2 separate regions of the Mus musculus genome follow, and region 1 is linked to region 2. The links are chromatin loops, found by intact Hi-C in ENCODE. Cell type or tissue: left cerebral cortex. All regions are shown on one strand. Each heading gives the region's core, and the rest is flanking DNA. Links, peaks and the distances in the headings are about the cores only. Region 1 overlaps Morn1 (MORN repeat containing 1). Region 2 overlaps Ski (ski sarcoma viral oncogene homolog (avian)).

Evidence for each region. Peaks named below come from ENCODE experiments on the same cell type or tissue, not always from the same donor. Only the 100,000 strongest peaks of a DNase experiment are listed, where the experiment ranks them.
Region 1: a loop joins it to region 2, with 1.8 times the contacts of the local background. A loop is called at or near these places in 1 of 42 quality-filtered maps.

What each region holds. Positions count from the first base shown.
Region 1 is chr4:155,112,159-155,127,610 of GRCm38, forward strand. The region is part of intron 10 of Morn1 (MORN repeat containing 1); the gene reads left to right. Among named protein-coding and RNA genes, the nearest start is that of Morn1, 33 kb to the left of the region's middle. In left cerebral cortex, for the core only: a CTCF peak has its summit at 8,047; no DNase peak of the experiment used is centred there.
Region 2 is chr4:155,163,781-155,179,232 of GRCm38, forward strand. The region is part of intron 1 of Ski (ski sarcoma viral oncogene homolog (avian)); the gene reads right to left. Among named protein-coding and RNA genes, the nearest start is that of Ski, 51 kb to the right of the region's middle. In left cerebral cortex, for the core only: a CTCF peak has its summit at 8,633; DNase peaks (open chromatin) are centred at 7,596, 8,403 and 9,877; H3K4me3 peaks cover 236 bases; H3K27ac peaks cover 2,236 bases.

The DNA of each region.
Region 1 (15,452 bases), core at 5,078-10,077, 53 kb before region 2:
TCACAAATACTGTTTATGTCTTTTTTCCTTGGTTTTGGTTGTTTTGAGACAGGCTCTCTCTACATAGCCCTGGCTGTCCTGGGACTCACCGTGTAGACCAGGCTAGCCAAAAACTCACAGAGATCCACTGCCTCTGCCTCCTAAATGATAGAATTAAAGGCATGAGCCACCACTGTCTGGACTCTTTGGGGCGCTTAACAGGAGTGAGAAGGTCCTGTAAGAGGGTGCCTTCCAGGCAAAATCACACCTTGTGTTTAGGACCCTTTGTGGACTCTGACTCAGGATGGACAGCCAGGAGCCCCAGTCCCCGGCACTGGGATCCTCGCTCTGGCTCTCAGGCAGAGTGCAGACACTAGGTCAGTGGTTCTCAACCTTCCTAAGGCTCTGACCCTTTACTCTACAGTTCCTCACATTGGGCTGACCCCCAACCATAGAGTTACTTTCAACTTCATAACTGTAATCTTATCACTTATGAATCCTAATGTAACATCTAGATATGTTATAATATGTAATATTGGATATGCAGGATATCTAATATGTGGCCCCTGTGAAAGGGTCATTTAACCCTTGAAGGGGTCACAAGTCACATGTTAGGAACTGCTTCCCTAGGTGAGTAGAAAGGCAAAACCAAGTGTTAGAAAACTGTAGCACCAGACCCGAAACCAAGGGCAGATGTGGCATGGAGCCTCATAGTTCCCCACGGGGCTTCTATATAACCCTGGAGTAGTTAGCGGTTGGATTCTTAGTTAAGTTTTGAAACAATCTTGCCATGTAGGCCATACAGACGTCTTCCTCCTGCCTCAGCCCTGCTAGTACTAGAGTTACGGGTGTATGCCACCCAGAATTCCTGGCTTTTGCCAGGGTTTGATAGAACATTTCTGGTCATTACAAGTATACCTCAGACGTGTCTTTCCCACCTGCCTGTTGCTTCACTGTGGCTGCCAATGGAAGCCAGAGTTCTACCTCGCCCCCACCCCTTTGTCCTTGCAAACTACACACAGCCCTAAGTCGAGTCCCTTTCTTTGGGGCTAGTACATATCTTCGATCACCAGGTGGCTGTCCAGTCACGTGGCTACCCTGAAGATTCCATTTAGGCTTACTCCCACCCTGACACAACTCCCTCACAGAGTGTTCCTGCCCCCAGGTCTGTTCTTGCCTTTTATCTGCCTCAGCCCAGGAACCTTCACGCTGGCATTGGGCAGAAATGACCCCTCCCTCCATCCCTCCCTCCCTCCCTCCCTCCATCCCTCCCTCCCTCCCTCCTTCCCTCCATCCCTCCATCCCTCCCTCCATCCCTCCCTCCCTCCCTCCCTCCATCCCTCCCTCCCTCCCTCCCTCCCTCCCTCCCTCCCTCCCTCCATCCCTTGTTCTTCTCTCTTCCGATGGCTTAGCCTCTTCACAGGCTAGAGCTTCCTGTACTCTAACTCTGCCCCATGTGCTATCCTGGCTGTATAGCCTTGTGCCCCCGTCCCCCCCAGCAGACCTCACTCATCTGGCTTGTCACAGTGTCACAGACTGTCCTACCTGGCTTGTCACAGTGTCACAGGCTGTCCTACCTGTTGTGGTGCCTATGCTCTCCCGAGCCTTCTTGGGTTCATGCCAAGGCTTCTGGGCCCCATGGCCCTCCACGACACTCCTGACAATTGCTGATGGCTTGTGCTCTCTGCAGTTTTGTTATTCACAGGGTAGAGGAAGGACAAAAAAGGAGAATGGTGCGGTGAAAGGTCAAAGTCTGGGCAGCACACACCTTGGGGTATTCCCCAGAAATCCTGCCAGGTCAGCAACATCTCTGACGAGAGGATTGTCCAGACAGCCATCTTGAGAAGCAGCAAAGGCTGCAGACCCCCCACAGAGACACAAAGCCTGGGGTGGGGCTCGTACTCTTTCCTTATGAGCAAGCTACGGGCTCCAGAGGCCAAGCAGACCCTGTGTACCCATGAACAGAAGCCATGCTGATTTGGCCTGGGGGCCTGGCAGATCCAGTGAACCCCAGGAGGCAGCTTAGTCCATCTCCCCCTTCGTCTGTCTCCACCTCAGTCATAGGAGCAATTTCATGCTGCATTGGCAGAATAGTTCTCATATTTCTGCATAAAAATACTCACTGGGCGCCACGCCTTCTGCTCTGAGAGATTTTCAGAGCCAAGTACTGCTGTCTCAATGAAAACCAGGCCCCAGAATTCAGAACTTGTTCTATGCTGCTGAAAAGTGCCTACCCTGTCTCCTGCAGGCAGCTTCCCAGTGTAGCTCAGAGTCTATGTGATATTATCATAGGACAATCTAAGAAGAGGTTACACGGGGGCACAGGGGTCTGCAGCACACTCAGGGTTAACACAGGAGCCAAGCTTACTTACCAAGGGTCCCAGGGACCCCAGCACACTCAGGATTAACATAGGAGCCAAGGCCAGGTTCGACGTGAGACCTGTGAGGTGTTTGTCACCTTGGGGTCTCAGGGCACCCAGAAATCACAAAAAGTATGAGTCTCCTTTCAGAAGAACCACGAAGCTTTGAATCTGATACCTGAAGTCTGATATTGACCTTGGTCATTCTAGGCAAACACTCTGACTACACCCCTGGTCACTGCTCCCCGTTAGGAGCTCCTGGGGGGCTGTCCAGCACCCCTGGACCCGGCTGTGAGAGCCTGGATGCCTTTTCCGTTTGTCTAACTGGACTCTGCTGATTCTGTAAAATGAGGTCACCAACCTCCACAGGCCACGTGTACGACCATCCTACCCCTCACCGTGTATAGGAGGGCTAGGTGAGATAGGCGCACTTAAATAGACCGAACCAAGGTAGCAGACCAAGGGTCCAGAAAATAGCTTTCTACCTATTTCTACCTTCCTTAAAACTTCCTTGCCCAAGAGTCTCATGAAATGGGTAAATCTTTGTTCTTTGCTCTGTCTGCCTATCTGTCACAACAGATAGGGTAAAGGGTCCAGAATTGGCCCCAGTAGGCAGTTTCAGGCCCTTGGATCCCACTGGGAGCTGAGCTGTTCTCCAGGCAAGGGCCCATGAATTTCCATCCTTCTGCAGGAGTCTGTCAGCCCCCAGGGGCTCCAGGACCGAGCAGAGACAGTGCTCTGCTCTTTACAGCTCCTTCCATCCTTCTGCATTCTTCCATTTGCGTGTGATGGACCCAGATCTCTGGCAGGAAAGTGCAAAGGCTCAAGCCAAGAGGGACAGCAGGAGCCCAGGAGAGGCGGCTGTGCTCCCCTCACCTGTCCCCCAGCCCAGCCCTGCCAGTGGTGACAAAGTAGAGCACACCCTTGGAGTGCGTGCCATCCTTCAGACTTACCCTTCATTTCTGTGATCCATCTAGACAGATTTACTGTACTACTCATTTTCAAACTTCGATCCAGTTAAGCTAGTTTTCCTGCTTGATATCAGCATACCATCCAAAGCTGCCTTTTCTTTCCAGGTACTCTCTCCTGTTAGTCTGCCTTATACCCAGTGACAAAGACACCCTGACTGCTCTGCCCCAGTGGTCCCAGCAGAACTTTCAGGGCCCCCACCTAGCATCTCCAGTTTCCTAGTCTGGCCTGGAGCTCTTCAGAGAGTGGAGGAGCCCACTGACCACTTGCATCTCCTCCCTAGACTTTCTGCAAAGCCTTTAAGTCACTCCAGAAGCTTAACTGTCCTGGGCAAGAGCAAGGTCTGAAAAAGAAACCCTCCACCACGCAATGAGCGCCCCTGTAGCTGAGAAGCCTGAATGTCGCAGCTTAGAACACAGCCTGGGCTGCCAGGGGCCTGGCTTCTCCCACATCTGGGGCTGCCCCTAGAGCCCCCTCTCTGGGTTGGCAGGAAGGAGGCATCCGGGAAGGCATGCCTCAACCTGTGACAAGGAGCTAGAAGGCAAGCCCTACACAGAAGTGCCAAGCTGTGCCTAGAGATTCCAGCCAAAGCAGTTTTATTGTATAAAGGGAAAGTGGACCAGGGACTGTGTCCTTAGAGTGGACTTGAGTATTTAAAAACTAACAAACAAACAGAAACTGATCATCTTGCTCTTGTCCCTGGCATGCCTTTGTTCTCTCCCTGGGTCCCTGGTGCCAGCATTCTCCCTTCTAGGCAGATCCTTGCCAAGGGCCTGTGAGGCCACCTCCGGCCCTGTGGTTTTGAATGCTATGTGAGGGACCAAGGGGCAGCGAGAGCTCAGAGCCGCTTCCTATGCTGGACGGGAAGGGGCCGGGTCCCATGGGCCCTGTGGACAGGAGGTCCTGACTCTGTGTTTGGTCATCTCAGGAAGTGTCCACTTACCTCTAGACAAGTCACCAAGGAGCAAGGCAGAGACGAGCCCACAGAGCTCAGTCAGGAGACATTAACTGTGTGAAGGCCGCGTGATGGGGATGGGCAGCTTCACGGCTCTTGTTCTCGCTGAGACGCCTTAGGGCACATAAGACACCACAAGAAGAAGCCACGCACACAGCCAGAGACAAGGGTGGGTCTCATCCCTCCCCCCCACTCCCGACAAATACAGCTTTGCTGTGAGCCAGATGAGTGCTCAGGGTGAGATACGGCTGCTGTTACCAAACAACACAGTAGTAACTTCCTCTCCACTGGTGTTTGCTTCTTCCTCATACAGAAGCCAGGGGCAGGGGCAGTCTGTCACCAGCCATGGAGCCCTGGCTCCCTGTCTTTTATTCTGCTCTATGTCATTTTTGTTTACCATGGCGTGATCCTAGACGCTTCTGACATCATGCTAAATCTTATTAAACAGGAAGGAGAACATATGAGGGGCAGAACTCAATCATATAGCCACATATCTGTCACATAGAGATAAGCATAGTGTGCCAACAAAGATTAGGCTCCATTGTTAGAGAAGAAGGGGAAACTGGACACTGGGCAAGTAGAAATTCCATCAAGGTACACCATCCATGCTGCGTACACAGGTGGATATCGGAGACGCTCCCCGTCACCACTTTAGGCACAGACTCTGGACCTGTGACAAAGGCTTGTCCCATTGTGACTCCCAAAGCCCTGCAGCCCAGCCTCTAACACCCCAGACCGCGGGGCTATGATGACAACGGGCTTGTGGCTGTAATAGCACTGGTAGTGAGCAGGCCAGGCGGCTGCTTCTGCCAAAGCAGCAGGGAGCGTAGAAAGGGCCACAATGGCCTCAGCTGACTTCGAATATGCAGTTTTCCAGGTTGACCAGCAGTCTCTGCTTGGGGTCATTGATGTGAGAGTGAGGGGAACAAGCCACCTAGCCCACTCCCACCATGTACTCCCTAGAGGACAGCATGTTCACCCAACCTTCCGTTTCACACCGTTGGGTGCCAAGGGGTTTCTGTTTGGAGCAAACCAGCCTGGAGGTCAGGCTGCCCTGAGGTGGAGCAGAGAAGGAGACTGTGGGTGAAACACAGAGCACACATGAGTCAGACCTGAAACTACAGCAGAGCGGGAGGCAGCACACACTTTAAAGCAATTACAGTGTTTCAATGTGTTCCCAAAGCCTGAGGCCAGCAGCCATTGGTAGAGGGAGTCCCATCTCCCAAGGTAGGAACAGCCCTGCCCCTCTACAGACAAGTGGTGCCCCCAACCTCCCCTCAGTTCCTCTGGACTAAAAGATAACAGGCTTACATGTGACACAGTGGCCTGGTGAGAGGGAACTAGACACAGCTGGCAGGAGGGGCTTCAGGAGGCGTTGTCCCTGGGTGGCGGCTACTGATTCCCCAGAGAGCTTGCTGCCCACGGAGACTGGAGTCAGACAGCCATTTTATCCCCACCTGTAGGTAGACTTCTTAAGGTTTTCTAAGCATGTGCCAGCTACCAGGTCATTGAGGCCACTACTCTGAGGCATCCCTGGCCTTGGCCCACTGTGCCTCCAACTGGGACTCAGGGTCTCAGGTTTCCTTGGTCTGGGATTCCAGACAATTCAGGAAACAAACCCTCTAAAAACTCACGTTTCCACTTTCACAAACAATAAAACGAAGAGAGACAATACGCTCTGCGTCGGGAGCCCTAAAGTCAGTAATAGGTAATTGCAAAATATGGTATTTCATTATTCTGTTGGTATGAAATATTTCAGTTGTTTCAATTGTTTTTAAGTTTCCAGTAGACTATTTGCATTTCGATGAGCAGAACCGACAATTCCTAGGCGTGGATTATTGCCAGATATTGCAAGTCCTATTTTGGATAAATTACAGCACCCAGATTTTAGCAACAAAGCACATTGATTTTATATTCAAAGGGCTTTTTATATTTAGTCTCTTAACCTTTTGTAATTCCCACCCACAGCTTGAAGCGCAGAGCCCTTTGTGTTCCTTGTTCTCGGTGGGGCGTCTGCCGCGCCCCGCAATTTGGGCCCATTGACTCATGCGGCAGGTGCGGATGATTGCGGGTGGACACGGTGGGTGCAGGCTGCTGATTGCAGGATGGAGAGGTGGGCTCTGGGCCCTGTGGCTCAGACAATCCCTTGCAAATTAGCTTTGGGAACTTAGAAGAGCCATTGCAGTAAGAGGTCAGATTTCTCTCCTCTCTCTCTCTCTCTCTCTCTCTCTCTCTGCCCCACATCTCTCTCTGTCACTCATGCACAAAACCATCCTGCTGCATGTTTCCAATTGGTCTGAATGGTCTCTCTTTTTCATGTGTTGGATAAATGATTTTGAGTATTCATTGAATTTGATCTGTGAAGAATCAACTGTTACTGTATGGCAATTTTAAAAACCAAGGTGCCCTTTTGTCACTAATTCAGTCTTGCCAATAAAGTGGCGTAATGTCTAGCAGAGAATTTCTGGAAATTTTCATCGCCTCGCAGGGTGACACTGCATTTTAATATTAATTGTCTGTGGTTAATTACCGCAGAATAGCCCAAGAGAGCCATATTTCTAAAGTGAAGTTTGTACTATAAATTCTTTTGTAACAAATTATTATATAGAGGGAAAGTCCCGGAAAAATATAATATAAAAATATGTATTGTTTCCCATACCAAGGCAGCGATGGAAGTGGAAGTTTGCTCAGATGCCAGTCTATGCAGACACACAGAGGGCTTGTGTGCAGGGTCCCCTCTTGTTAACCCTGAGTAACTTCAGCCTGCTGTTTGACATGCAGGCAGGGTGGAGGGGGAGGACACCTCTGCTCTCCCCCACCCCCAAGACTCAGCTGCCCCTTCAGCGTGACTTCGTTCTGTTTTTCTCTTGAGTAAAGTTAAATCTCTATCACTGTCTCCCTCTCCTAGGGCTTCTTAGTTCTCACAGGTTCTCTCTTTTCACATATAAAAAGGGGTTTAATTCTATTTTTGTCTTTATTTATGGGAAGAAGACGTGTTCATGCTGTGGCATAGATGTGGAAGTCAGAGCCCAGCTATCCAGCGTTGGTTCTTTCCTTCCACTCTATGGTTCCAGGGGATCAAACTCAGGCTTAGCAGCAGGCCTCTACCTGCTGAGCTATCTCACCTGCCCCAGAGGTTCCCTCTCTGTCCTAAGCCAATCAATCCTAAAATTTTTTTTTTTTTTTATAATAAACAATTTATTTATTTAATACATTTGAGTACACTATAGCTGTCTTCAGACACTCCAGAAGAGGGAGTCAGACCTCATTACGGATGGTTGTGAGCCACCATGTGGTTGCTGGGATTTGAACTCAGGACCTTTGGAAGAGCAGTCAGTACTCTTAACGGCTGAGCCATCTCTCTAGCCCCCAATCCTAAAATTTTTAAGTCTTCATAATGAGGACATATCTGGGATCTGGGGCCCCTGTGAGCACGGAAGAGAGAGCCTAAGTGGCATAAAGAAGGCTCACTGCATGGCTAGAGTAGATCCAGAGAGTCCCTGCCTTGAGAGCCCTGAGGCAAGGGGTCAGATATGGAAAATGAGACCCTCAGAAGCCAAAGGGCGTTTGAGTACAGCACCTGAATTATAGGCAAATGTAGACTGGATGTGGACCTGTGTACCTGTGTACAAACAGCTGGGCCTGTGAGCAGCCCCCACCGCAAGAGCAGAGAGCAGGCCCAGCACCCGGTGCTGGAGGCTCTCACACTGGCTTCATGAGAACCTGTCTAGAGGTGAGGCCCGGCAGAGCTGGATGGGAGGTGAACCAGTAAGAGTGTCTGCCAGAGGTGGGCGCTCCAGCCACATGGGGCAGGCACTGCAGGCCAGCCTGAGACAACTGGGCGTTAAAATGAAGAACGACCCCGAATTAGAGGCCACTGAGTAGTGTGCCTGAATCTAGAAGAAGCATATCTGGGATATCATGGAAGGCTAATGGCATGTGGCATTTTATGTGGCCTTGGAGCCCCATAAAACCCTGCAGAGTCCAAGGGAAAGAAATAGTGGAGCCCAGTAGAGCTTGGAAGCTGTCACTGTCACCAAACCCCAGAGTGGACCCTTAGTAATTTCACAGAACATCCGTTCCACTCAAGAATGGGAGCAGACCTGAGGCCACTTTTGCCAAAAACTCACAGTCTGCCTCTAACTATAATAGGACCTGTGACAGACAGACTTTCCCCAGAGGGCGTAGCCTGGAACTTTCATAAGTCCCAGGGTCACAGCAGTCAGGAAGAGGCCACGGTCTCTGGCCTTGAGCTCCTGTCATGGACAGGTGCTCTGTGAGTTGCAGTGGAAGGTTGGGAAACCTTAGGGTAATTGCAGGCCCTGATATCGGCTGTGTCTACAGCTGTCTGTAGAACTGAGACGCTTTATCTTGATGGACTTTTGCTGTACTAGGGATGGAAGCCAGAGCCTTGCAAATACCAGCACACAAATACCACTGAGCCACACCCCTCGCTCCCCAATAGCTTTTATGAGTAAAGAAAGAAAAGACCTTCCTCCCCTCCTACCTGCAGTTTCCTAACAGCCTGCAGTTTCCTCCCCTCCTGCCTGCAGTTTCCTAACAGAGCCTGCAGTTGCTGGGCAGGTTTGAGCAGCACCTTTGCAGCCCTTTTGTGCCCATCCGCCCAAGCATGAGGAAGCTCACTGGCCTCTGTAGCCATGGTCCACAGTAGGACCGTGGGCAGCTGGGCAGCCTTAAAGAAGCCTGGTTCTTCCCATCTACCTTTGGCTCCACTGTTCTGTTTTGAGCTGGACATCTGAGTCCCCCTAGCTCTCAGAACCAGGAGGCCTCCCCACCACTGCCAGAAAGGAGGTGGTGGCATGCTCTACCGTGGTACAGGTCTTCTGGGGCAGCAAGTCAAGGCAGTGAGTGGCCTGGGGCAGTGGCCCTCTCAGATGGCCCCATCTGCACTGGAAGCATTGCATCTTGAATGGTAGATAGTCACATGTACGGTCACTGCACGGGTGGCCCTGCTGACTCTGCTGTCATCTTCTGCTGACTGTGCCAATGCAGAAACCATTCCGGGGCTGGGCGGGGCTGAGAAAGTAAGTATGGTCTGCTCCATGGAGGACCTTGGTAGAGGCAGCAGGGACAAGCAGAGATCTCCAGACCAGGGTCTGTCTCCATGGGAACAGTAGCTCCCTACTGCCCCAGGCCTTACAGTCTCATGCCTGCTGTCTCAGGAGACCCGCAGGGCTGAGATCGCAGTCTCCTATGATTCTAGGCCATTCTAAAGCCCTCCCACCAGACAAGTAGCAAGGTTGCCTGCATCCTGATCAGCCTTGAGGCCAGTTTTATTGCATTTCATTTTTAATTTTTTAGATAGGATCTATGAGGCAGGTGGTGGTGGAGCATGCCTTTAATCCCAACATTCAAGAGGAAGAGGCGGTGGGGGGAGGGGGGGTCTATGAGTATGAAGCCACCCTGGTCTACGCGGAGCAAGTTCCAGGACAGGCAGAGCTATACAGAGAAACCCTGTCTCAAAAAACAAAAACAAAATAAAACAAAACAGGGTCTGTGAAGTCCTGGCTGTCCTGAACTCAATCGTGTAGACCAGGCTGGCCTTAAACTCATAAGAGATTCCCCTGCCTCAGCCTCCTAAGGTATATGCTGTGTTAACCCAGCTTCAGGAACAGAGAGGAAGGAAGTGAGAGAGAAGCCAAGTCAAGGAGAACAGCTGCAATACTGACCTCGTGGCCCCTTCTTGCCTGCTACTCCCCATAGCCAGCACCCCTTGTCACCTAGCCTCTCTGCTCTCTTTGAGTGCTGGCATGAGGTTGGACAGAGTGGGAACCCTAGCCATTCCTAATCCCGTGATCAGAGCGCTGTTCATCTGTGGCCTTGACCCAGGGCTCTCCAGTCAGTCTCTGCTCGCTCCAGGACTGTGAGTATCCAGTCAGCCCAGGGTCGTAAGGGTCTCATACTCCAGGCTACAAGCCACTTAGCATGAGGCAAAGTTTCAGGAGGGCTTAGTGGACACCCAAACTTGTATCTGGGCTGGCTTTGCTGCCTGCTTTTCTGCTCTTGCTAACCAACCGGCTGCCCCAGACAGCTGCCGCTTCTGAGCAGAGCGAGCTGCCTGCAGATGAAATGTGATCAGGAACCTCACATAAGCAGGCACCTGGGACCCCCATACTAGCTCCTCCTGGCCTGGGGCCCTTCCAGCATCCCCACAGGGCCTGCTCCCGTCCCAGTGGCCCAGCCTTGCTGTTTGACTGTATACAAACAGCTTGGCTGGGGAGAGCCTCCTGAAGGCGAGGAGTGGGCGGGGGTGTCAGAAACAGACTCAGAAAGAACCTCGAATTAGCCCAAGTCTTGGAAGCTTGCCAGCAGCAGCCCGCCGGCTTCCCTGTTCCAAGGCAGTTCTGACACAGAGCTCCAGAGGCAGGCATGGAACAGCCGCGTGCCTGAGGCTGCGAGTTTCACAAAGGAGTTTCCAACCAGCTTAGGCGTGGCACAGAGCGTGGGCTCTTCAGAAAAAAAAAAATTAAAAAAAGTCACATGGGCAGGCAGGGGCTCGTGCCTTTTACCTCAGCACTTGGGAGGTTGAAATCGGATTTCAAGGCTGGCCAGTGCTCCATAGCTCTAGACCACCTGGGCTATAGAATGAAACCCTGCCCTTTTTTTTTTTTTTTTTAAAGCCACCATGAAGAACTCAAGCAGGAAAGTCACTCCAGTGTTCACACTCTGGGTCCCAAGGCAAGCTCTTGAAAAACACTCAGAGTATGGGAAACAGGGCCGTAGGTAAGGATAAGTTCCACTCTCTGTGCTTCAGGAACGCAGGGAGACCACACTGGGTCCCTCCTGGGAGACAAGTGTTGAGTGCAGTAAGGATGGGCTCTGCGCAGCCACAGCACCTCATGGCCCCTTTGCCTCTCCTGCCCCCTCGAGCATCAGACATGCATGTGGTACATAGGCAAACATGCAGGCAAATACCATAACACATTAAATAATAAAATCTCAAAAAGAAAAAAAACATCAAAAACTGGCCTATGGGGAGAGGGAGCAGGGCAGGGGTGAAGCTAGATACTGGCGTGTATTTTCCTACACATTAAATAGCCATTTACACAGATGATTCTCCATCTAGGCCCCCTAGCCCCAGGTCAAATAGTATAGCCTCAGGAGGGGTCATGTGGCATGCAGACACAGACATTGGCCCTCCAAAACTGAGACAGTTCCACCTTAGTGACCAGACAGATGACCTGTAGTAGTGACTTCTGGTCCATTATGACACAGCATCCAACACAGGCAACTCAGAGGAACAAAGTTTTATTTTGGCTCATGGTTTTCAGGGTTTCCATCCATGGCCAATTGGCCCCATGCACTTAGGCAAGATGTTGTAGCAGCAGGAACACATAACTGAGGTAGGTGGTCTTTCCATATATTAGTGTGTGGTGGTGGCAGGCGGAGCCGGAGGTGCTTGTACACAGCTTTTACTGCACTGGGCATCCAAACTCAAGTCCTCAGGCTTGTTCAGCAAGTTCTTTACCCACTGAGCCAGCTCACCTACCTCCATCTTCACTTCTTGATGGACAGAAACCACAGAGTAGATTAGAGGCCTGATAGAACTTTCACATCTATGCTCCAGTGACCTGATATAACCTTCAAATCTATGCCCCAGTGACCTGATTCCCTTCAGAGTTTCTTCAACCTCCCAAAACAGTGCCACCAGCTGGAGACTGTGAGAGACATTGTAAACCATTCCTCAGCCCAGCCGGAAGTAAGAACAACCCATAGGGCAGGTCACCTGCAGAGCAGTGGGGCACTCGGGGCCCTGTGGCCCTGTGTGCCTGGGCCTGTTCCCCCACTTGTAAAGGGGGCAGTGGGTGATCCCTGGGTGTGTGCAAGCTGTGTAAGAAGTGCTTAATCAGACTCTGGTCCTGGAAGCCTCCGGGTGCCGCACGTGATTGCTGGCCCGTGGAAAGCTAACTAAGGAATCTGAGAGCTAGAGGGCTGCGTGCTAGGGAGGCCCGTGCAGAGACTGGATAGAAATCAGGCACTGCTGCCCACTGCTCTAGGGGTGGAACCTCTGTCAGCAGATGGCAGACCCTCCAGGTTAGCTCCAGCCACAGCCAGGCCAAAAGAACAAGAGCATCCCTCGATGATCAGGGCAGCCATACTGACGGCACAGAAGCCCTCACCTGGACACCTGGGCGGTTGTCAAAACCCAGGGTGCCTGTCTGGCCCTTGGTGGGATGCACAACTCCTCTAGGTGTCCTTTTGATGGGAACCCTACCGCCGCTAACTTACCCAGGCCCTGCACTGTTCCTTGGCTAATGGAGTGCACAAGGAAGACTAATGCCCTGTGTCTGGTCACCTCCAGGCGAGCCCACTCTGTCCCCTCGGGGCTAGTAACATTTGAGTTTTTTAATTCACTTAAACAAAGAAAATATCTCAGCCTTGGGCCTGTGCTCCTCTTGGCGAGCCCTGGGCCCAGGGCGGCTGTTTCACGGTGAGGCCTGTCCTCTCCGTCTTGTTTATTCCTGCAGTTTCTCTGCCTTCTGCCTCCGTGTCCTACACAGGTGATTAGGGAGTCTAATTGGTTTGCCTGTAAAAAAGATAATTAATTGGTATTTCCTTCACAGAGAGGTCAGGCTGCCTGCTCTGATCCCTAGCAGAGCCTCTTCCCTGACTCCAGCCCCCTCCCTTGAGGTGGTCCAGCAACCTTTATCTTGCTGATAAAGTCATAATTGCCACCAGCACTGGCAGGCCTTAGGGTTGGTTTCCAAAGATTAAGAATCCCATCCCTGGGCCCTTGGATTGGGGGAGGTAAGCAGATGTAGCTCCAGGGCAGAGGAGCCTCCAAAAATGTAGCAGAAATATCCATAAGGCTAGGTAGCTACAAATGTAGCAGAAATATCCATAGCACTCGGTAGCTACAAAGTATCTGCTGTAAAACCCTTGCCCCAGAACTGGTGAAAGTGAGAACCCCAACCCCACAGCCCAGGGTGGTCTCTCAGCTGCAGGGATGGCGTGGCGTAAAGTGTTGTAATACCTCTCCTGCAAGTGACTGACTCCCTGCCCCTCTCCCCGCCCCCACCCGAAGCTGTCCAAGGCTGGAAGGCAGACACTCCTATTGACAGCACTGTTCCCCTATCTGATAACAGCTCAGTGGCTTATCACTCCTCGGCAGTAAGATCTTAAGCCTTGAGGAGGCTTTTGCCTTATCTCTCTTATGGACCACGTTTGCAGACTGGGTGGACACAGGTGAAGTGGTTGCCCCAGGGTGAACTGAGTAAGAGGGACACACCACAACCAGAGAGATTCCCGGCAGCTGGGGCAAAACTGGTCAGGACATCCCCAGGTGTTACCTGCAACAGTCTGTGTAGCATGATGGGAAGGGAACACCAAGCCCTGGGGACACAAGAGGTGGCTGGTGAGAGGGACTCTAGGGCTATCTGAAGAATGGGTAGCCTCAGGGTGCAGAGGGGAAGGGCTCAGTCTGAGGATTGAGGAGGGGGTTGCTCTGTCTGAACCAGTCTTATGCTGGGGGCAGGGGTGAGAAGTGAGTTCCAGGGCAGCCTGGGGACAGAGAGCCCAGGTGGGACCATCACAGCCTGGGCTCAAGCACAAGGCTCCAGAGTTGCCCAGGGAGCAGAATAGTGAGAAGAGTGGGGACACGGGACTGGACAAAGGCTGTTTCTCTGTTAAGGGGGAGGACAGGAGTTGTGTCTAGAGGCTCAAGTGCTTGTGGCTGTACTATGTGGATATCCTGGGACAGTGTGTGTCTATTGCAGGAAACTGTGTATCTGCTCTCCCAGGGGTAAGGAGTTGGGGCTGCGCTGAATGAATGTGACACTCAAGAAGAGAGAGAAGGGGGTCTGCTCAGAAGAACAGAGACCAACTTAAGTGAGGGGTACCCGCAGCAGGGCCTGGTGTGGTGTGGGGCTGGGCAGTAGCCAGTGATGATGGGGTAGGACAGGTGACAGTCAGGACAGGTGACTGTCCCCCCGAAGCCTGGGTGCAGAGGGACAGGTGACAGTCCCCCCTCCCCTTGAGTTTGGGTACAGAGGGACAACTGACAGTCCCCTGAAGCCAGGGCACAGAGGGACAGGTGACAGTCCCCCAAAACCTGGGTACAGAGGGACAGGTGACAGTCCCCTGAAGCCTGGGTGCAGAGGGTACTGACTGTGTTCTTATGAAACCTGGGTCCTCATCCGCCGTGGACAAGCCATGGACAGAAGCATACATGTTCCTGGGCAGCTGAACTGTCAGTCAGCTTCACCTCACACTTCTAAGAGCAACCAGCAAGGCCTCCAGCTGGCAGTCCTGCCAAGTGGCCCCTTTCCTCCAGGGAAACCGCATACTTGTGGGTGCCTCTCTCCCCTTTCCTCAGCCATGAGTCACCCCTCCTCTAAGAGCTCCCACCAGATACGCACAGGGTTAGTATAGGGGGAGCAGCTGAGGACCTTGGGTGGCCTGCCTGAACACCATCCCTGCAGAGCAAAGGCCTGTTGAGGCAGCAGTCTGTTATGCCCCAAGGATCAAAGAGGCAAAGGCAGGAAGTGAAGGCCTCTCTGACTTGTAACAAGTGTTGTGGCCTACCAGGCAGCCTTTCTTGGGGCAGGGAGAGGTCTGCCACACATCCAGACGGCCTCAAGTGCCAACCCTGTGTAGACTGAGGAGCTGGACTCCATGTCATCCTTCCCATGAAGCATTGTGGTTAGCATCAGTAATGGGAATGTCCTGTTGTCATGGCTACCGTTCATCTTGTCTGAACTTGCAGTTTCCAGCAACAACATGGCAGCAGGGAGGTCATCAGATGAGCGGCACTGAGCAGCTGCTCTGGAGGTGCCAGCTGGCCGCTGTGACTTCTGGAGAAGTCCTTTAGCTGTGTGACCAGAACCTCCTAGCCCGAGGGGTGCAGACATTCATAGCCTTGGACCCATCAGATCCTGCTGGGTCTGTACACTACTCCACTCCCTAGAACCAGTACATGGCCAGTCAGAGCCTGACGTACAGGGCCACCCAGCAGTCACCCTAACTGTGCACAAGCCTCTGAGATATGAAGACAGAGCTGGGATCTTAATGCCAAAAGTTGCTCCTTTTCTTTGTTTGTTTTCTTTGTTTTTTTTCAAGACCCAGTTTCTCTGTAACCCTGGCTGTCCTGGAACTTGCTCTGAAGGAGGTGGCAGAGCACAGCCCACATGGTCCTCCAGTGTACAGAGAGCTAGAAACCACGTTGTCAG
Region 2 (15,452 bases), core at 6,279-11,278:
TGGCCAATGTGGCTGCTGTGTCTAGCACTTGTCTCTAGCCTCAGACGGACAGAGAACTGGCAGGCAGGGCCTCAGGGATTTGTGGCCAGCAGGAGCCAATCAGCACAGACCGTGCACCCTGTGGATGCCCAACAAGCATAGACAGCAGGTAGCTGGAGAAATCGTCCCAAGGCACGGCAACTTGTCACAGGCAGTAGTCACTATGGCCGGCACTGCGAAGGGAGTGAGTAGATTCGGGGTTCTAAAAGAGGCCTGCACACTGTGCTAAGGTGACCGTGGTAACTAGATCCCCACACAAGAAACTGAGAACCACAGGGGCCCTACACAGCATCTGCTCACCTCACACGCTACAGAATCCCGACAGTCTCCACTCTGGCCTGTCCTGAAAGAACAAGCTCACTGCCATGGTTCACCCCAAGATAGCCCCCCCCCCCCCCCGACTATTGAAGAAACTTCATTATCAGAGCCAAGGTGATGGGGCACGCATGCACACTGGGAGTCCAAGGCCAGCCTGGTCTACACAGCAAGTTCCTGGACAGCCAGAGCTACATAATAAGGAGATCCTGTCCCGAAAATAAAACAAACAAAAAGAGTCTGCCTCAGAACCTGTCCCCAAGGCCTGCGCAGCCATCCTTCCAGCTGCATCCAGTTTCTTATCCTTGATTTTGAGTGTGTGTGTGTGTGTGTGTGTGTGTGTAGGTGTGTGTAGGTGGGTGGGTTGTGATCAGAGCATGCAGCTTAACTTCCTATAGTGCTCTGGTCACTGCCCCAGACGCCAACCATCTTTAAGTGACCACCAAATGGTCATGGGAGAACACAGGGACTCTGCTGTATGTCCCTGACAATGCAGACAGTACCCACACCACAGGGCGGAACCCAGGCAAGCTTCCAAATGACAGAGGCAGGAAAGGCCAACAGAAGGAACAAGTGTCAGGAAATGAGGCTGGCCTGATTCCAGCCAGGCTCTCAGCCTATCTAGTGCCAGGGTCTCTTGTCACTTACGCCCTTAAACACACAAATACAACAGGATGGATTATGAGGGAACACCCAAACTCAACAGCTGCCAACAGCAATAAGGCAGGCTAGGCCCCGCTCTCTGTGCATGGAAAGGGCCACAGTCATCCGGGAGAAGTCTGTGAGGTCTCGTTGCCTCACTCTAAGCATTCCCTGTGCAGCGTGTGCCAGCCTTGAGGACTAAAGGGCAATGACAGGAAGGGACTCGGAATTGGCTTGTGACAGGAACAGCCTTCCCAGGTATGAGCCAGCTCTGCTGTGGGGACATCATGTAATTAATACCCACCTATTTAGAAGCCCTCAGAAATGCTGTCTATACATCCCTTGAGCTAAAGAGATGGCTCAGTGGGTAAAAGCCCTGGCTGTTCTTTCAGAGGACTTGGATTTGGTTCCCAGCACTCACAAGGTGACTCACAACCATCTCCAATGCCAGTTTTAGGGAACTGATGCCCTCTTCTGGCCTTCATGGGTACTAGTCACACACATGGCATGGCCCACAAACATATATACATGTAAACATACAAACATAAAAAAATGTCTCGGTGGTTAAGAGCATTTGCTGCTGTTGCTGAAGACTTGGGTTTTATTCACAGCACCCACAGAGGGGTTCACAGTCATCTGGAACTCAGGTTCCACAGGATCAAACGTCCTCTTCTGACTTTTTCCAGCCCCAGGAATGCACATGGTGGGTATGTAGATGTATGTGCAGGCAAAGCATTTAAACACATCACAAATTAAAACAAGTAAGTCTCTAAAACTATACTTTGGGAAGTTATTTCATTTTATATGAATAATTATTTTGTTGTTGTTGTTGTTGTTGTTTTCAAAACAGGATTTCTCTGTGTATCCTGGAACTCACCGGCCTTAAACTAAAAGATGTGCCTGCCTCTGCCTGCAGCTTGCTGGGATTAAAGTCGTGCTCCACCACCCCTTGGCTAAGCACTCTACTTGCATGTGTTTATTATGTGTGTGTCTACTGGAGCCTCTGGCACTGCAGTTATGGGCAGTTGTGAACCACATGTGGGCATTAGAGATAGAATTCAGGTCGTCTGCAAGAGCAAACGATGAATTCCTAATCACCAAGCAATCTCTCCAGGTCCCTTCCCAAATTGGAAAGGAGGAAGGAAATGAGGGAGGGAGAGAGGGAGGGAGGGAGGGAGGGAAAGTGAGTTGCATCTCTCTTAAGACTCTGGCTCACTGTGGACAAAGTGCTGGCTGTTCTCTTCCAGATTCTAGAGCCAGATACAAGGAGATGCCAACACCCTAGAGCAAAAAAAAAGGAGGTTTCACCTTGTCTGCCCTGGTAGGAGTTGCCACACATATAGAAGATTCACTAGATGCCAAGACCCAACTAAGTATCATGGCACAGGCAGGTAGTCTCTGCCTGAGGGTGTCAGGGCCTGGATGCCTACACATAGATACACTGAGATAGACTGGGCCCAGCTGACATTCTGCTAGATGCATAAGGACCCTCAGAGGTTACATTAGCAGTCGACCTGTGGTCCCTCTGGTTGGCAACTTCTGCCAGTGTTGTGATGTTGTTGATGACTACCTCAAACCTCCTGGCCACTGGGGTTTGTCATTTATACAAAGATAGTCCACACCCAGGCCCAAAGAGCAACATATGTGAGCCATCTGGGAGTCCATGATCTCCTTAGTGGGGGCAAACCTTTAATAGGATATTTTGATGTTACCTCAATTCTGGAGCCAGAGACAACGTCAAGCAACTTTACCAAAGTCAGAGGCCATACACCTGGCTACCCCTCAGGGTTGGGACCTCCATGGTACACCAGGGTTGGAAGTAACTCAGCGATGGTGGACAGGGCTAACCTATGCTTGTGTCCAAGAACAAGCAGCTCCTGCATATTCCAGGGGAGTTGCTCGTTGACAGTAGCTTCCTAACAGAAAGCAGTGAGGCTGAGCCAGGCATGCTTCAAACACACCTCTCCTGAGCTTGAATGCTTTGCAAGGTCTGGTGGGCCGAGCCTTGGGAAACTCTACTTTTGACCCTGACATGGATCCCAAAGGACAGTATCCAACAGCACCACCAGAAAACAGCTCTGGGGTGGGAAACGCCAGTTGTGTCTGGCAAGACTCAGCAGAGAGCCACTGGGAAGGTTACGGTAAGTGTAGAAATACATTAATCCCGTGATGGATGTGTCTGAAGCACTTGGAGAGGAAGATGGTGGGCAGCACCTGGGGTGACACACCAGGGGTATCAGCCCCACAAAGGACCCCGACGCAGTAAGATGCAACGTCTTACCCAGAGTTTTGAGACGCTGGGCACAGTTCACATGCACCTGAGGTGCAGCCTACAGACAGAGCCAGAATGGGATCTGTGTACCAAGGAAACTACAAGTGGCCAACAGGGCAGGTGACTGCTTCTTATAATCTTCTTTTTGTGCCTGCAAATGGTCAAACACTAATGTCTATCTCCAGACCTCTCACAGGTATTGAAATAAGGGTCCCATGTAGAGCAGTGACTCTCCCAACAATGATGTTGTGACCTCTGTAATACATACAGTTCTTCATGTTGTGGTGACCACGAACAATAAAATTATTTTCATCGCTACTTTGTAACTTTCATTTTGCTGTTTTAAATCATAATGTAAATATCTGATATGTGGCCCCTGTTGAAAGGGTCTTCCAACCCACAAACTGAGAACCACTGATGTAGAGGGTGTGTGTGTGTAGCAGCCAAGGTTAGGGCCATCTATTTCCAAATGACTGTACTTCACCTTGATGGGTTACCTGCTCAGCTCTTAGACTCTAAGGCCTATGTGTGTGTCAAGTGTCAAAGGACACACTATGGCAAACACAGCCTAGGTAGCTATGTCTATTTTCATACCATTCCAGGTGGCTACAGTAAGGCTGCTAAGGAAGTCTGGGCAGCTGTAGCCACAGCCTAACCACCCCTGAGTGAGAAGGGCCAGCTTAGCACACAGGGATGATACCTGTTCTCAAGGAGAGAACACAATAGACCCTCTAGCCAAGAACTTAGCAAACTGGACAAGTACTTTTCCTACCAAATCACAGCCTGCCAACGGCTTCTATGGATGGCATCAGTCCTAGCCCTGGGTCTTGTCAGTCTCATGCAGATTCTGGGGAGGGCTAGCCCCAGGTAGTATCCTCACTGTCCGCATCAATTCAGTTCCAGGCTCACAGCAGGACCCCCATGTAAGATCCACAAAGAACAAGTTTCATTCACCCAGTATGCACCAAGCCCTCAATTACCCTACCAGAGGTGGACACTGCCCATGGCTGTCCTGCACCCTCTCCCCACATCCTGACCCAAGGCTGGTGTCTGTGACCTCTACAACCAAACACATCCTGGTAGTAAGTAATAAGGCAGGCACAATGAGATACCATCTCATGCCCACTAGGACAACCAGGATGAAAACCACAGTTAATGGTAGGCAGGAGGCAGGATGTGTCGATAGAAAGCCCCGTGTTTGTTCCCCAGCACCAAACTCCAAAACCATTTAAAAGCCAACCAACAAAGAAACCAGGGGGGCCAAATGACCAGTAATCTCTTGCTTGAGCAGCACGTCCTGCGCTGCTGCAAGGTGCTGCCACTGAGAGAGTCCCAGGTCCACGCAGGAAATCTCTGCACTGTTTCTCACAACTGCCTCCACCCACAACTGTCTCAGGATAGATATTTCTGATTAAAAAGCACAGTGAGGTGGTACATGTGCCTACATGCATGGTTTTAAAGACCCGGACAATACTGGTATTAGCAAGAATGGCCCAGCAATCCCAGTCCTGCTCCGTCTCCCAGAACCACGGGAAACAGAATGGATGCGTACACACAACAGCCAAGAAATAGGAACTAAAACATGGATGAACAGTGGTGTATCCGCAGCCTGGGACCCCACTCCGCCCTCACAAGGAGGCATCAACAGTCACAATGCACATGACCTCTGAAAACATCTTGTTAAACGATAAAAGCCAGTTATAGAAGAAAACAAAACCAAAAAAAAAAAAAAAAACCCCTCTTCATATTCTATGGTTTTCTTTGTGCAAAACGTCTCTAACAGCAACATACAGGAACAACTTAGATCAGAGGTGGCTGGTGGCTGGGGTGGAGCAACTAGAGAATGACAGCTAATGATACCAGCGTTCATACTGGAGTGATGAAAATGGAGATAGTGGTGATGGTGGCACATGGTAAAAGCCACAACTTTATAAAAGAGTTAGATGATGCTATCATTAAAAAAAAAAAAAGTGCTAAAAAAGACCCAAAAATGTGACCATGACTTTTTGGTGGAAAGCCAAAGCCTAAGGCTGAGGTTTACAGAGCTGCCGTCTTCAGAGTTCAGCACAGGTGTGGCACCAGAGAAACAACCCAGGTGCCATGATGCTGCTGCACAAGAAGGCACCGCAGGAGTGCGTAGGTCTGCGCTGCCGCCATCCACCAAGGCTGCATCACAGACTAGGACATGTAGGCGAGCGAACAACAGGAGCTCTCTTTGCAAGGTCTTTAAAACACAATCTCACAAGGAAGAGAGAACCCTCAGAGCAGGTGGCTGACTTCTCCTGAGCATTCTAGTCCTTGTCATGAGAGGCATATACACACCACGGGGTACTAGACGCCATGACATAAAGTAATAGGATATTCTGGCACTGATGTGAGTGAGGCAAGCCAAGACTGGGACTCAGGGTGGATTCTCGTCCTACCACAGGCATCTGCCTTCTATAGACAAAACCCTTAGGACAGAGCTATATTCACAGGTCTCCTAAAATGGCCATCCAGGGGCTCCAAGTTTGCCGCAGTGTCCCTCTTGTAGGGGGGTGTCTCAACACCCAACTCTCACAGCACCTAGTCCCTAAATCCCACCATCCTGGGTGGCAAACTTGCTCTCAGCACTCACAGGCAAGGACAGGCACCATTAATAGAGACTACTATTGCTCACGTCCTGATGTCAGGACAAGCCTATGCCACTGCCTTGCCCTTCACTCAAACTTGAACTCCATGCCCCAGTGTTCCAAGTACCCAATCTCCCCAATCAGCTTTCTCCCAGGGCAGCCCTTTCTCCACTCTGCCCCACTTGAATACCAGGCCAATACCACAGGGACCCGCCCCACACTGTACCACCCCTGGAACCTCTGTGACCCACCACATATAATGAACCACAAGAAGAAAACTCTAACCTGGGCACCAGCACTGGGAGGTCTTAGAAAGTTATAGACATTCTTGACACACGGGCAAACATGGGCCTAAGGATTATTTAGTACTCTGAAGCAGCCCAGGCTGGCCAGGGATTCATGTATACCACCATATCTGACTCAATGAAAAACCTTAGTAAAACACATATATTTCCTGGTAATGGCTCAATTTAAAATTTGTTCTTGTAGCTGGGCATGGTGGCACACGCCTTTAATCCCAGCACTTGGGAGGCGGATTTCTGAGTCCGAGGCCAACCTGGTCTACAAAGTGAGTTCCAGGACAGCCGGGGCTATACAGAGAAACCCTGTCTTGAAAAAAACAAAACAAAACAAAAAAAAACCCTTGTTTTTAAAGTATTAATTTTTAATTATGTATATATCTGTATGTGAGTATGCACACGTGCCCAAAGAAGCCAGAAGTGTCTAATGTCTTATTGTTGGGAACCAAACCTGGGTCCTCTGTGAAAGCAGCAAGCATTTTAACCTCTATGCCATGTCTCCAGCCCTCCTTTTCCCCCATAAGGTCAAATTCACAATAGACTTCAAACCAGTAATTTCTTCAAATTAGAAGCACTTATTCACCCAAAGGTTCTATTAAAAGAAATTTTCATTGGAAAAATTTTTCCCATCATTCTCAGATTTCTAAATCTCACAATAAAGGTCCAGAACTGTCATTTACATACGTAGCCACCATGGTTTCCAAATGTATGTAATGACTACTGAGCAGAAAGGCATACAGGGTCAGGACTACTATCAGGGGTGTGCGGTTTCTGGGGACAGCTGCATATCTTGTGACAACCTCATCCTCTGTCACTTGCTGGGGGCCCTTCATAAAATCAGTGCAACTGTCGTCTACCTTGTGAGTTTCTCTCATCTAGAGGGTAAAACAGATGGAAACTATTCATAGTATACTACTTTGAACAAGGAAGATACTGGACTTTCAAAATAGTCCCTTCTTAAAATTCTACATCCTGTTATTAACTGTCCCAATAACGTATCATATCCTGGCTGTCTGGAAGCTGCACTGGGGGTTATGGGGGGCGGGGAGTAAAGCTGCAAAGCAACTCAACATGCTGGGATCTCCTAAGATCCTTAACATGCATCACAGCCCAGAATGTCAGACGGTGTCCTTTAGTCCAGAGATCGCTCCACGGTAACAACAGGACATCATGGGGATGCAGCACCCTCTGCTCACAGTGCTTGCTCCACACCCACAACACTAGCAGGCCCACAGTGACCCAGTCCATAGAGCGGCACGCATTCCTAACCCCCGGTCTGTCTGTCTGTCTCTCCAGCCTCCCCCTCTACTCCCGTAAAGCACGACCTGCTACGGCCGTCAAATCAGCAACACCTTCCAGTAGGAGGCATTTACTCACTCAGAGGTTGTGAGAATTTTTTAAATGTTCACTTGGAAATTTCTGTCACACCAGTCTCAGAGGAAACGCAAGGCCTCGCCATGCCTAGAGTACAGGACAGACTCAAGATGCGCACACGAAAGAGGAAGCCCTCATCACTGAGCAGGTCAACAGAGGAGCACTAAACGGAAACACAGGAAAGGAACAAAAAGGACATTTCCAGAAAGACCAGGTATGCCAACAGAAAAAACTAGTTCCCCCAGGAAGTGTTCAGATGTAGAATAGAAGAAACCAAATGAGAATATGGAGTCGGCCACAGACACAACAGCAGAGAGCTGAGCGGCCGGTATCCATGTGCAGAGGATCCATAATGTCAGAGGAAAATGGGGCAAGCCCTGGGCTTACGACGTGCTGTCTCCTGGCTTCTCTCTTTCAAAGTAGGTCAGTGGGTCTTCCACGGCCCTCCCAAGTCAGCATTACAAGACTTGCCACTGCCAGCCTGTAGCTCAACGGCTCTGACTACCCTCTACTGGGCCCTGCCACAAGCTTTCTTTAATGTAACGAGGAGAATCCGATCAGTGTCAGACACAGACGCAAACGGTCCATAATCCTTGTTCCACTGAGTCAAGAGGTCTAACTCCACACTGAGCCCTGAGCCTACTCCAACTAGGTTCAAGGTTACTGCTGCATCTTGCAGGCTCCCCCATGGCCAGGACCTGCCTGACTCTGGCCACTGCCTGGTCCAGAGCTCTTTTCTTTACACTTCACACAAGGCTCCTGTCAGACAGCCAACGGGGGCTGTGGAGATGGCTCAGTGAGTAGAGTGCTTGCTATTCAAGAACAAGGACCTGCGTTTGGATGCCTGACACCCACATAAAAGCTGGGCATGGTGCCGCGCATCTGTAAACCCAAAGCTGTGGGGTGGAGACAGGTGGATCCTGGAAGCTCATTGGACAGCTAGTCTAGCGAGAATGGTGAGCCCTAGGTTTAAAAAAAAAAAAAAAAAAGTCATGTGTTGTGGAGTACATCCATATGATCTAGGGCTGACTGGAGTAGCCTTAGTGTTAAGAGGCCAGATTGCAGCCAGGGGCAGCCCAGAGTCCCAAATTCTCACAGCCAACCCACAGACCCCAGTCTAGCCACAGCAGGTCCTACTAATAAGCAATAAGTCAGTGGAGAATCATCATGTCCCATTCCCCCTTCATAGGGCAGACCAGAGCCAGAATAATGTAGTCACTCGACTTACAGTGAGGGAGTGAGGACTTGGGCTCCTTTAGGCAAAACTACCAAGACATGGGCAACCCTGAACCGAACACTACAGTTGAAGCAAACGCTTCCCACAGGTGACACAGAGCTAGGGTCTCCACAGCGGGTTTCTGTCTTCTACAGGTGAACCCTACATTGCCTCACTCTGGAACCGGCTCTGCTTGAGCTACGGGTCTTTTCTGGAGAGTCCGCAGCTCTAGAAGTTTCTATTTTTGCCATCGCCGTTAATATTTTACACATCCGAAGTCACACTCTCATCATGCTCAAATTAACCTACTTTCTGGCTCCTTACTGTGCTACCGAGGCGGCAGACTGGGTTCCTAAGGCAGCCCCAGCCCCCCAGTGGGGCACAAGCACAGTTACGGGGGCTGACTTTGATTCCCTTAAGTAGGTCATTCTCTAGTTCTCCCAATACTGTTCCAAAGAAACGGAGTCAGCAAGAGCCTGCCTTCTTTCTCCCTCCGGGGAGGACCCACTGAGCAATCCTTCCCCTCCCGGGCTCCCGCTGAGATCTGCGAGTGCCTCGGCTCTCTAAAAGGAGCCCCGAGAGTTGGGTCTGACAATAAGCTCCTTTCATGGACCTGGACCTGTCAAAAAGCGGCAAGAGCCCACCCTTGGGACGGGATTTCTTTCATGGGTTGGTTGGGGAGATGGGATGGGAAAGGCCAAGTCTCTAGCGTGCCAGCCAAGCCTGCAGAGAAGAGCGAGGGCCCAAGTAAGCCACTACTGGAACATACATCCTGGTTTTGTAGGGACACAACTCCAGGGCTCCCTCTGGAACTGCATTGATGCCTCCTCACAAACCTGTTTCAGAAGGAGAGAGTCATGAAGCTAGCTCCCAAGCAGATAGGATGTTCCCTAGATGATACATGGGAAGTAACTGTTAAAAGACTTAAAATGCAAGGGCCAGAGCCCCAAAGACAGCCAGCCAGCCACTGGTACAACAGCAGTCTGCGATGTGGGCGTGCCCCTGCCTGGGAGCTCTGGTCTGGGTGGGGGCAGGGCAAAAGGGCCTATTCTTTCCCAGCGTCCCTCAGCTGCTCCCAGCAGACATTCCATCAAGATGACTCTCGCTAAGGGCGGGGCAGCCTGTAATGGCTGCTTGGCCAGCTGCCACCCCTTCACCAGAGATTGATCAAGATAAACAGGCCTTCCCATCTAGGGCTGGAGGAAAGGCTGCAGGCTGCAGTGAGGAGGACACGAAGTGAGGGAGGCGAATGCCACTGCAGGCGCAGTTCGCTCTTCTGGGAAGGTGGACTCACCAGAATCACAGAGTCTCCGCAGGCCAGCAGGAGGGCTCGCCTTCCCACCTCCTGTACTCCCTACACATCGACAACAAGCCCTCAATAGCACAGAGCAGGGCAAATGGGCCTCAAGGCCTGACCAACTTGGTCCCTAACAGCACATTCCGGCTTCCTCTCTAACATCTGGAAGTGGCAGGCTGGTTTTGACCCATCTCATGTAACCAGAAACATATACAACATGCAGCACTGAGGAGCCGTGGCTTGAGAAAGGACCAGACTGACCCAAGTCCTTAGAACTTTTAAGTGTCGACACTAAACCCAGCTCACTCAATACCCAGCCCGAGCCTCGATGAGCTGCCCGGGGTTCTGTCAGCTACATCTTGAAACCAGCTGTCTCCTGCCACTTACTTGCCAGCCCTAGGTCATTCTCTCTGCCCTCTAAGCTCACAGGCTCTGTCCCAGCATGCACTCTCATCCTAACAGACACTAACAGACAAGGTTAGTCACACGTAAGACTTTGCAAAGTCCCTAGTTCTCCTGAGACGTGGGGGACACTGCTGAGCTGGGAGATGTTCCCTCCCATCTCAAGCCCCAGTGAACAGCGAGTCTGCCCCTCCTCTCACAGGCCCCAAGTCCCCCCCCCCCCCCCCCCCCCGCTTCTGTAGGGCTGTGGAATGGACAACAATGCATAGCCCAGGCTGGCCAGCCAGTAAATGCTGCAGACAGGAGAGCGAGACAGCAGCTGGTGGAAAGAAAAGACGGCTAGCTCGGTTGATCCCAAAGCCACAGGAATTACGGGTATGCTGGAGAAAGAGCTTGCTGAGGACCACATGCAGGCCCCCTAGGACCCAGGGCTTCTGGCTTTCCTGCCACCTTCCAGGAACTAGAACTCATGTGAGCCAAGGAACAGAAGAGGGAGCAAAGCCACAGCATCTTAGGGTTCAGAAGGGATCCTGGTCTTTGTGCCAGTGGCGAGTGAAGGCAGGGACTCTTCAGGACAACACTTCACCTCAGAGGACACTTAGTTCTGTTCCTTGGCCTCCTAAGGTTCCTTACTCCTCAATGGAAGGGCAACCGCAGCCTACCAGGTATCCATACAAAGTACAGTCTATGCTCAACTTTCCTATCGTTCTAATAACAAGGCCTAGGTAGATGCTGGTGATAGGTTACGTTCACAGCTTAGGGACACTCTACCTTGCACGTATCTATCTATCTATCTATCTATCTATCTATCTATCTATCTATTTAGGTGGGGGTAGGTTTGGGGTCGGCCTCACTATATAGCCCTGGCTGTGCTGGAACACACAAAGCTCCACCTGCCTCTGCCTTCCAAGAGCTGGGAAATTTTCCAATTTTCCCTTAATCCCAACACTCAGGAGGCAGAGGCAGGTGGATCTCTAAGCTCAGGCCTAGGTTGGTTTACAAAGTGAGTTCCATAACATCCAGGGCCACACAGAGAAAGCCTGTCTCAAATCCCATTCCTGTAGATCTTCCCTTTATATTCTCCATACTCTCTTCTCACGTCTCCTAACAATATGTTCTCTGGCCCAGCTCAGCTCAGCTTCTCCTGTCACCAACTGCCCGCCCACCCCCCACTCTTCTGTCTCCTGGAACTACTTCAATGCCACTCCTGAATTCTACTCCCCAGCTCTCAGCTTCCGCTGGCTTTTATATTCTCTCCTAGTCCCAGAACTCCAAGAGGCAACTAACACTGAAGGGCACAGGGTCCTTTAAAAGGTCCAGGCACATAAAATAAATCCTACTAAACTCCCACCCCAAGTTTGATTTACTCACTTCATGTTATGTGTGTACCATGTGCGTGCCTGCTGCAGTGGTCAGAACATGTGTACCATGTGCATGCCTGCTGCAGAGGTCAGAACATGCTTTGGGTCACCTGACACTGGATTTAGGGATGGTTGTTGGAGCTGGGAACTGAACCAAGGTCCTCTCCAAGAGCAGTAAATGCTCTTAGCCACTGAATCATGTCTCTAGCCCTTTACAGAAATGGCACTCGAGGCAGTGTGACGATGCACTAGGGCTGAGGACTGATGTGCCCGACTCAGGGGAGGTCCAGCTATCCAGGAAAGTCATTTATTAAGGATATAGCTAAAGACCCTGTAAGAAGGGAACCTGCGGGAACAGTTATCCATAGCTGAGCATATATCCGCAAGTACCAGAGAAGCTCTCAAAAAGACGTGGCCTGACCTCTGCACTGGTGGTCCCATGAGACTCCCTGGCAAGGTGCTCCTGTGGAAAGAGATAGCTGGGGGGTGTGGGGGGATGTCAGCCAAAAGACTTTTGTGTAGGGCCAGACCCAGACCTTTGACAACGAATATGCAGATGAGGTGGACCCTTGTCCAGAACCCAGCACCGTGTACAAAGACACTGCCCCATTGTCATTGATGCTCCATCCCAGAGTAAAATGTTTGGCCGTTTTCATTTCCCTCTAAATTGGAAATCTTCTTGCCCAGAGAAAACACATGGCCACATTTCCTGTCCAGGGCCAACACCTTCCTGTCTTCAAAGACTAAATAAAAACACCCCCATGTGGCTTTGCCTCCGTCTGCTCTGGAAGAGGAGCAGGGTAGGGCTAGAGCCTGCACAGCCATGCAAGGAGCTCTGCGGCCCTGAGTGAATGCCAATTACCACAGCCCTGGGGATCTACAGAGCCTCCTGAAGCAGATGAGGACAAACAGGGGGCTGTTCTAACACCTGCCCCAGGCACACACAAGCTTCCAAGCTTGGTGCCTGGGACTGAGAAGAAAACAGGCTTCTGCAATTACTTTTAGTCAGTGGTAAGCACCTCACCACTGGGTTCAACGCTAGAAGAGCTGCTACACATACTCATATTGCCTGCCATCCCAAGCCATTGTGTGCTGAGCATCCATGACATGGGAGCCCGGCGAGAGCCAGGGTGGGTTGGGGTGAGTCCTTCCAAGCATTTTCGACATCCTCAAGGCCAGACTTTTCAGACAGACTGTAGGATATGCAAAGCATGAAGGCCCACAACATCCACACGAGGTGACTTTCCAGATCCACTCAGTGTCCCAGCTATAAACCTGCCATGGGATATGATACAAGACAGACACATCCTACCCCGCTGTTCCTTGCTCCATCAGTGAGCCAGAGAGTAGACTGCACAGTGTGAGGACCAAGCAATGAAGGAACCATGGTGTTAGCTCTCCACGGTGTTCAAGAACAAAACAATTACACGTGTTCAAGGTCCTGGTGGCCCCAAAGGAAATGACTGTTCTGACACCTGTACCTCACACTCGCTCCATACAAGGACAAATGGTAGAACATTCCTGATTACCATTCGCTACTAACTAGATACAACTGTGACCAGCAGGGAGACATGAGCTTTCTGACTCGGCCACTCCGTGGTGCCAGGACCCCAGTGCAGCAGGAGGCACCCACACAGCATGGATGCCTCGACCCCCTCACCAGTAACTTGCCAGGGTTAGGGTTTACTGAACAAGAGGCGAGATCTCTAAAGGACTAGGTCAGAACTTCTTTCTCTCAAACCAAAGGTGTCAGAATGTGTTGGCCTGCAGCGCAGCAGGCAGCACCGCTGGACCCGGGGCTCTCGGGAGACAAAGCAGGAGAATCTCAGCCGGAAGGCTGGGCTCGCAGACACTAACTGCCTACAGGAACCTGGAAACAAATTTCTAGTCAAAGGAAAAGTCTTCGGCTGGTTTGCTCACACCTTCACATGCATGTCAGGTTATCCAATGCTAAGAGAGATGGAAATTCATTTAGCAGACGGATATCTGGGCCATACAAACTGCCCTCAGTGAACAGCTCCTATGGGGCCCAAGGATACCCAATGGGCCCAAGATCAGAGAACTTTATCTGGGGGTACAAGGAGGTCCTTTCCTCTGCTCATTTAAGTTACAAACAACAACAGTTTTTGACTTATTATGAAAATGGCCCCAAGTCTCTCTACACTGGTGCCTAAGAAACAAGTTATTAGAACCATTATACATACTGATCCTTCACCAGGGTCTTAGTGTGGGCCTGTGGCCAAGGATACACGTGATCAGTCCAAAGCTGAAGGCTGTGTCCACTCACCGCTCCCAAGTCTCATTAGGTCAATGAGGACAGTGAGTAAGCCTGAGGTATAGGATCCCTGCACACCAGCATCTGCCAAATCAAGGTCATATGCACACATCTCTTTCAGATGATCTTTACAAAGAGAAGCAAAGCCCTAAATTTCTGTCAAAACAAGACAAGCATAAAACCACTGTCACAGGCTACCTAGGCCCAAGGGGGAGGGTAAACTTCCAGAGTCCCCTGAGAACCCATAGCCAAGGTTAGTGAGGCTGCTGTGTCTGGACCTGCATTTATAGAACCCAAAGCTGCCAGAGCCTTCTTTTGAAGGAGTTGCATTCCCAAAATGGGGGATGGGAATAGAGAGCAGGCAGATCCAAGCCCCTATTTCAGTGGAAGGTGACACAGGAAGTGCCACGGGCACAGCACCTCCCCACATGGCATTTAGCCTGGACCTGAGTAACAGGCCTTGTGGACAGCAGTTCTGAAGCCCCTTTCCTGCCTCACCAGGAAGAGGAGGAACAGCTAGTACCACCCACACCCAGCAGTCTGCTTTGCTTCCTCCGCCTCCTCCCCCCCTTCCCCCAACTGACGCCCACGTTGTTTTTTTCTCCATAGAAACAGACACAATACAGGGCAATGGCCCTCAGGACTGCAAGCAGCTCAGAACTGTTGTGGCAGCTGTTCAACTTCTTTTTTAAAATATGCACGGGTGTTTTGCCTGCATGTGTCTGTGAACTGCGGGCATGCAGTGCCTGTGGCAGAGTCAGATGTCCTTAGACTGGAGTTATAAACTGCGTCAGCCACCACACGGGTGTTGGGATACCAACCCAGGTTCCACTGGAAGAGCAGCCAGCGCTCTTAACCACTGAGACATTTCTCCTACTCAACTTCTTCATGGTCAGGACCCGAGCACACTGAGTAGAATATCTAAACCCATGAATATCCAAACTCCAGTCCTGAAGCTGGAGATGTCTAAGCATAGGGACCCATGGACTGTCTTAAAGCACATCTGAGCAGAGAAACTGGAAGCTAAGCTGTCTTGTGCCCAGTATGAGATAGAGAGAGAAAAACGCCTGCCCAAGAAGTGCCCTAGCCACCTCCATGCCTCCCCTTTCCTGCTTTCTTCTGTTTGTCCCTTCCCCAAAGCTGGAGTGGAGTCATGGGAAAGGAGACACTTCCTGTGCCCCCCACTCCACCCCACCCCCTAGCTCCCCCCCGGCATTCTTGGCAACCCCAAAGAGAGGCAAATCAAAAATCAAGGAGAGAACCATTAGGAGCAGGAAGGGAAGCCAGGCAGCCACACACGAGTGGGTGGGACTTGCAGAGCTGGGCTGGGAAGGAAGTGGTTACTAAG